Linked DNA regions of Mus musculus: region 1 is linked to region 2. A link is a loop called in an ENCODE intact Hi-C map of the cell type or tissue named here. Cell type or tissue: gastrocnemius. All regions are shown on one strand. Region 1 has its middle 38 kb from the start of Gm34542. Region 2 has its middle 43 kb from the start of AY702102.

Region 1 (4,000 bases), 270 kb before region 2:
ACTAATGTTACTTTTAGTTTTGGCTAGGTTTTTATTTGGATACTCATCCTGGGATGTTTTACAGTGTGAGTCTGGAACGGGTGGGGTCTGCAGGATCCTGGTCCAGCTGGGAGTGAGTTTGGGGGTGGGGGTGGGGAGGTGTGGGGGTTCTCTGAGGAAAGCCTTCTCCCTGGATTTTAGTGTCACTGCTCTTTGCGACGATGATGAAACAGCTCTCCTAGATCATCTTCAGGGAAACAGTTGGTGTGCATACACTTTATTCCGGGGGGGGCGGGGGGGGACCAAGGGCAGCACATGAACTGTGCAGAGTGGGAAGGAGTTTCCAGAGTGAATGTAAAATCATTGGCTGGAGTTCAGAGTACCATGAATGCTTCATTTGCATAAAGAGGCATGCCCGGAATCCCAGGTTTTTACTGGGAAAGAGGAAGCTGAATTTACCGGTTTGCCAAGGACTATGTGACATTTCTAAGGTAGAAGATTAGGATCAGGCCTCCCCAGATCAGGGAAAGAATGGGAAGGAAGCCATGTTGGAAAAGACACTGTGCAGTGAGCTCAGAGGAGCTGTCCGGACATGGGAGGCTACCACCGTAGTAGCAAGTGTGACAGTAACATGCACATTCAGGCAGAACACCCTTACACATAACACTAAATAGAAAAACTGTTTTTTTTTAAGTCAAGAGACTAATAAAACAAAACTTTAGGCTGGGCGGTGGTATCTCATGAATTCAAGGCCAGCCTGGTCTACACGGCCGGTTCCAGGACAGCCAGAGCTAATCACACAGAGAAATCCTGTCTCAAAAGCAATACAAAACAAAACCCCCAAATTTTAATCTCACTCTTATCACAATTGGTCAATACAGTTTTTTGTTTTGTTTTAATTAATATCAGCTTTTTAAAATCTCACCTAGCTTCATGATTTGTTACTGGTCAGGCAGTGTACATTTTTAGGCGGATTGTGTTCAATTTTAAAAATATCAAGGTGTTATTGTTGTTGTTGTTGTTGTTGTTATTGTTGTTGTTACATGACCTCTAACATTTCAGGGGCAATTCCAGTTTCAGGGCCAGTGACGAATCTTGAATGTTCTTTGTGGATCTTTACAAACCGGTTTGTTGCTGCTGTGTTCACAGTAAAGATGGAGAAGTCGGTCACCCATTCTTTGCATCGTTTTTGCATCATCTTTGCCGGCACCAAAGCATCATGCTGAGTCAGCAGGAATGCATTTCCCTCTCCATTTTGTTATCTTTACTCACAGGTTGATTATTAACTCAATAACATCTTGTTCTGTTTGACAGGGAACTCACTAGATTTCTGGAGGTCAAAGTAGATCATATATTGAAAGCAGCTGCCTGATTACATCAATATTACAATGTGTGTGTGCATGTGTGTGCTCACCCATGTGTGTATATGTGTGTGTGTGTGTGTGTGTGTGTGTGTGTGTGTGTGTGTGTGTGTGTGTGTGACATGTGCTAGGGAGTTCATGCTTCTGTGCATTCACAGAGGCCAGAGAAAGCCACTGGATGTCTTACGCTGTCCCAATCTACCCTGTTCCTTTAAGACAGTCTGTCACTGAGTAGGGAGCTAGGCTGACAGTCAACCAGCCCCCAGTCTCCAGGTCTCCTCCCCTACAGTGCTGTTGTTTCAGATGCTCCATGGACAGAGCCCAGCTTCTTACATGGGTCCTGGGTATTTGACCTCAGGTCCTCATGCTAGGGCAGTGGACACTCTCACTAAGCCATCACCCCAGACCTCTGCATTGAATATAAAATATGAATAACCCATATAACTGCATACGCGTATTGGCTATTAGTGGGACCCACGCTCTGAATTTTGTTTTTATATTTGGGATAATGCAGCTCTGTTTTTTAAATTACTTAGGATTAAAATTACCCACTTTAAAAATACCAAATATGCAACTAGAAACTATAGTGTTTGGCCACAATGAGACACACCACATTTTATGTGCACTGAAGTATTTTTGCACACTCCTATTTTTATTTTGAATTTCACAAGGTTTTGGCTTTCTTTTTTTTAACAGGTTTTATTTGTATTTTAAATTATGTGTATATGTGTATAGGGGGGCTGGGAGCCTGCGCCTGAGTGCTGTTACCCTCAAAGTCCAAAAGAGGGCACTGGATCCCCTGATGTTAAGTTGTGAGCTGCCTGGATGTGGGTCCGCCGAGCTCCCCAGACCTACACACATCAATTCATGCCATGACTTTGTGAAGTGCACAGCTGAGAGAAAGCACTGAATACAGAAGCCAGAAAGCGAACTCTGACGACCAGAAATGACCTCAATTCCAGAGGCGTTATTTCAAATGTGCTAATAGTTTCATTACACACAGCAGCAGGATATATTTAAACACTGGACAAACCTCTTCTCTGAAAATGTTTGTAGTTTTTAAAGTCAAATATTCGAGCAACCCCAGATCATTAGGGGGGTTCAGCTGTGCATGCACGGATGCTGTCTGGCACCTAAAGTATTAGTTAATTGGAGTATGTCAGAATAGCAATGTCTGGTTATACTCAGTTAAAACAAATGAAAGAGTTTCTTGAGAAGAAGGCAAGAAAGACAGTGAATTCCAACCCAGCAATTTAAAGACTGCCTACCACACTGAAAGTTAAGCCCCAGCAGCCACTTACACGGTTACTAGAACACAGTGACACTTGTTCCTGTCCATAGGCTTTCCTGCTAAGTGACAAGCAGAGTTTACACGCCAGGTCTAGAGGATTTGCCACTTGGCCCTTTTCAAAAACTGTCCTACGATAATAAGGAAGACCAATACTGGCCCCTTGGCCATCTTAAACTATGGGACAGGATGGATATCTATGTCAGGACTTTAATATGGCCTTAAAGTGCTGAGGACTCCTTACTCTCTAGGATGGTCTCAGAAAACGTGTTCACTCTGCCCTTAGAAGAGCTCGTGATAGAAAGGAAGTCTCTTATCTTTGGGGTGTCTTAGGCACAAAAAAGAGCCTGCTGTGATGTGCCCAGGAATTTCTTTCCTTAGTCTTACTTTCTCTATCAACCCTAAGCTGAACCTAGGAATCCCATTAAAGCTCAGAGAGGTTAAGTAGCTAGCCTAGAAACAGCCAGACTTGGGGCTGAACTGTAGCTAAACTGGGTTCAAAAGCTGAAGTAGACCAGCAAGAAAGAGTGGGAAGGAGCTGGGGAGGTGGCTCAGCAGTTAGAGCTCCTGCTGCTCTTGCAGGGGACAGGAATCGATTCCCTGCACACATAAGGAACGCCTTACAACTCTGGCGGATAATACACCCTCTTCTAGCCTGAGAGCAAAGTGTGCTCACATGTGTGCACACACACACATACACACCACACATATACATACACACTACACACATCACACACACATACATCACAAATACACATACACACCACGCACACATATATACTCACATCGAATCCCACACACCTGCATACACACACCCCCACACACATACATACACACATACCAAACATCACACACACATCACACACACATACCCACAAATACACACACACCATACACATATATACACACACATACACACATGCCAAACACACACACCCACGGCAGGGGTTGAGAGTAATTAGAACGAGTGATGAAATGTTTTCCTGTGTGACGGGATGTCAGCCAGGATGTCACATGTAAGTTTACATGTGAGTGAAGAAAGCCTAGGTAGTTTTCTGATAGCCAATAAAATAAACGTAAGCAGATTCCTCCTCCAATACCAGCTAGCTACAGCCTCTGGGGAGCGTCATAATCTCTCTGAATTCTAGTCTCTTCCTGTGTATAATGGAAATGGCATTAACACCATGTCACTGTTCTGAGCATCAGTGTCATGGCACTTATTACTTAATGTCCATCACTCAATGGGACAGAGCTGCTGGGCTCTAGGCTGACTGTGAAATCGTAGAAAACACTAACCATTACTATCAAATATTTCTGTGTGCTCCCTTCCCCATATGCAAAGGGCACAGCTCTCTTATTTAGCTTCTCTTCT
Region 2 (4,000 bases):
ATACCTTGCACTAATACTTTTTGTATGACTACTTCTAAGATCATTACTACCTCCCAATACACACACACACACACACACACACACACACACACACACACACTCATGAAGCATGTGTACACATACACACAGGCATGTACACATGTGCACATTCGTGTACACAGATGCACACACCACATGTATACGCAAACATACATACACATACACACACACACACACACACACACACACACACACACACATCTCATCATTCTCAAATCATCTAGTCCATCAGATCTTCTTTTGTTCATCGCCTCTTCGTTTAAGATTTGACTGCTGAAACAACCGAGGTCAGAGTTCACGTCAGTCTTTCCGCCCGGTCGCTCACCCAGGGCAGTAATTAGCCAGTGGTGTGTCCACGTGGCCAGGCTCACTACTTAATGGAAGATGTGTTGCCATGTTTTAGAGGAATTGATTACAAGTACTGGTCTTGCATCCCAATCTAAGATTATTGGGAAACACTTGGAGGGAAGTCTGGCTCGGGTCACAGCCTTTATTTGTAACCTCCTGATCCAGCTGATGTCAAATCCAACCTCCTTGTCAAGACAGGAAATGCTGGGGTCCTCTGGAAAATGTCTTAATAATCTCTACATTATTTATTCAAGATCCTTGGCTAGCTCAATTGGGAATGACTTTTTCATTTGGAAATGTGTCACAGGATGCCCTTGACAGGAAATGCACTCCAGAGGCCTCTGTGCAGAGATGAGTCTGGGCTTTCTGGGCACACTCAGTCCAGTCTGGCATAGTTGTTTTCTCAACTTCTGCAGACACCTTGAGCTTTCTGCTGCCCCCACCATCCCCTCTGACTTCACAGGTCCTGGTACCAATGTTTCCTCAAACTCCACTTCAGAATCACATTTCCCTTACTCCAGAGACGGCACGTAGACCACAGTGTCTTGCTATCCTGCCACAAAATTTCCCACAGGCTTTCTCATACATTTTACACCCATCTGACTACACGTGAGTTGTCCTTTCTCTTCCTCTTGCTGGCATCTACTCACTCTTTCCAAAAGTCCCTCAGTTTGCCCCTTCCCCATTGTTCCAGTGTGCTCCAGACAATTCTGCCCCACCCCGGCAAGGCTCCCAGGCCCTGTGGGGAAATGGGTAAGAGGATTATGAAAAAGAGCGGACAGTCTCTTCCCCTACATCCAAGGAAGGCGCAAAGGGAGATGAACGTGAAGAGAAGAGGAAGCTGAGCCAGGGGAGGCTGGGCTTGGACAGGACTTGGGAACATTTTAGGGGTGAACTGTCAGGGACAGCTGGTACTTCATGTGGGGCGGGGCTGAGCAAGGACACCTGAGGACTGGTTTTAACGAGTAGGCGTCCATCACTTTGGCATTCTGAAAGAGGCTGCAGTGAACACAGAACGTCTTACAAGTATCTTTTTACACTGGCTGTGCATTCCCCCTGAGTGTCACACCCTGGTCTACACTGTCCCGTTCTATTGAGTCTCTGCTTGTTTTAGGATTTATAAATGAGTATCCCAGAGCCTCCTACACACTTATTTGAGACTGGTCTCCAGTAGCATCCTGAAGGCAGGTCATCCATGAGGCCTTGCCTCCATCTGGACAAATAATGGTGACCCATCCACTTCTTCTTTAAAGGACCATTGCCTCCTCACTCGGGGAAGAAGGTTGAAAGTAGAAAACTCACATGCAGCCCGGGACATTGGCTTCGAGAGGGAAGCGTCACGCTACGCCCACTCCACCAGACACTTGGCAGATTGCCTGCCAGGAAACCACAGATTTTTCCAGGAAAAGTCACCTGTGGGGTATATACTCAGAGCACAGGGCGGAAGGACACACTGTCCTCGGGTGCCTTGAGCCAGTGATTCAGCCTGAAAGCTAGGAATGGTGCAAGCTGGGAAGGTTAAAATCGGGGAAGATTAAAGTCTCTCAGCATCTCTGCTTCTTTCTCCTCATCCCCTGGTTTCATTAGAAGATACAAGTGGACTCTCTTTTCCTAACTGATGGGATGAAGCAGCATGCGTTTATGAAGACATCTGAACAAACCTCTGTCACCAAGGTAGCAAATAGTTTTGTGTGAGTCAACTCTGGCCACTGATTGCAGCCATGTGAGAGTCAGTCTTCCTTCCTCACACCCCAGAGTACACCTGGCCCTGTCTGGGAATGTTTTTTGGTTGTTAATCCCAGGATGGGTGACAAAGTGCTAGTGGCATTTGGGAGTATTGGTGCCATCCCATGGTGCTGCTACACACACTACAGTGCACAAGATAGCTTTCTGCAACAAAGAATTACCCTGCCTCAGATGCCAGCAGTATCTGTTTGGTCTTCTTTGATACCCAATAGCAAACAAACAAAACCAAATAACAAACAAACAAACAACCCCTGTCCCCCAATCCTATCATGAGTGTGTAAGGCCAAGAGAAGAAAATGGAGCTTTTAAGGTCACAGGACAAGCGAACAGACACACTCATAAGTGAGTAAGGTCAAGAGAAGGAAATGGAGCTTTTAAGGTCACAGGACAAGCAAGTAGACACATCCAGGTTGGGGTTAAGCTTTTTAGTTTGACTTAAACTACAAGCTTCAAGAACAGGTATGGCGTGGGTCTAGTTCATTGCTACATCCCCAGAGTCTAGAACAGTGCTAGCATAGGGCAGACAGACATTTAGCAAATATCTGGTGAATTAGCAAATTGAGCTGTTGCAGGGACAGAAGAAGATGTTGTAGCCTGAAGCACTTACATTTTTTTGTGTGTGTGTGCGCGCGTGCACACAAACTTATTTTAAGTTTTGATAATACAATGTTAAAGTAGCAGAACCCATGAGACTATGAGATGCTGGGATATTGTCATTTGCTTCTTTCCCCTTTCCTCCAAGCATCCTCCAGAGATATCAGTCCAGGAATCCTAAACTATTCTGAAAGCTGCGACTGCTTGAAACAGAGAAGCTAAACACAACTGACGTACCCACAACACGACTCCTACCTGAGGCTCAGGCATCTCGGACGACAGGGAGGAAAGACAGTGGGAACCAGAGAGCCAGGGCATCTGCTGTGAGGACCTGTCTCCTAGAAAGCACAGGGAAGCTGCACTTAATGGAATCTCAGCAAGACCAGCTCACGTCAGCTCACGCACCAGCATGGATGGGGGAAGTCTCACAAAGGCCTTATCCCTAGGTGCCCTACAGGCAGTCTCTGTCCTCTGAGAGAGAGAGAGAGAGAGAGTCAGGCTTCTCCAGGGAGGAGCCCTCTGCTCTCCTAGGTTATCCAATCCCAAGTTGTGAGCCCTGAACGTAAACACACGGGAGCAACACTAAGTGGACTCAGTAACCACTCACACCACACACACACACACACACACACACACACCACACCACACACACACACACACACACCACACACACACACACACACACACACACACACACACACACATATACCACACACACCACACACACACACACACACACACACACACACACACACTTTTCAGGAGAAGAGGTCATGAGTTTGAGAGGATCACACAACACCCACACTTTCCCTTTTGTCAGTTTGACTAACTCACCCACCTTGCCCACCCCACCCTCCTGGAATGGATGAGAGACGATCCTAGTAGTGAACAGCACCTAACGTCACAAGCTCACCTCTCAGTTCCCTCCAGAATATACGCCAAGGGTCAAATTATCTTTAGTACTACAACGAACATCTTCATGCATATATACATATCTGTGTGTGTGATTCTAGATGTATTAAGACAAGATTCTGGAATATTAAACTATTGAATAAAATCTGATAATTACCTAGAGGCTGGAGGGATGGCTCAGTGGTTAAGAACGCTGACTGCTTTCCCAGAAGACCCAGGTTCAATTGCCAGCAACTATGTGGTGAGCCACAACCGCCTGTAACTCCAGTCCCAGGAGATCCAACACACTCTTGGTCTCCATGGACACCTCAGGCACATGGTACACAGACACACATGAAGATAAAACACCTATACACATAAA

Evidence for each region. A loop is a pair of places that touch in the nucleus more often than their neighbours do. Peaks named below come from ENCODE experiments on the same cell type or tissue, not always from the same donor. Only the 100,000 strongest peaks of a DNase experiment are listed, where the experiment ranks them.
Region 1: a loop joins it to region 2, with 4 times the contacts of the local background. A loop is called at or near these places in 1 of 42 quality-filtered maps.

Annotation. Positions count from the first base shown.
Region 1 is chr2:170,279,068-170,283,067 of GRCm38, reverse strand. No RefSeq gene overlaps it. Among named protein-coding and RNA genes, the nearest start is that of Gm34542, 38 kb to the left of the region's middle. In gastrocnemius, a CTCF peak has its summit at 2,115 (motif pointing right); no DNase peak of the experiment used is centred here.
Region 2 is chr2:170,004,287-170,008,286 of GRCm38, reverse strand. It overlaps a transcript of Tshz2 not described here. Among named protein-coding and RNA genes, the nearest start is that of AY702102, 43 kb to the right of the region's middle. In gastrocnemius, no CTCF peak of the experiment used is centred here; DNase peaks (open chromatin) are centred at 1,243 and 1,774; H3K27ac peaks cover 1,097 bases.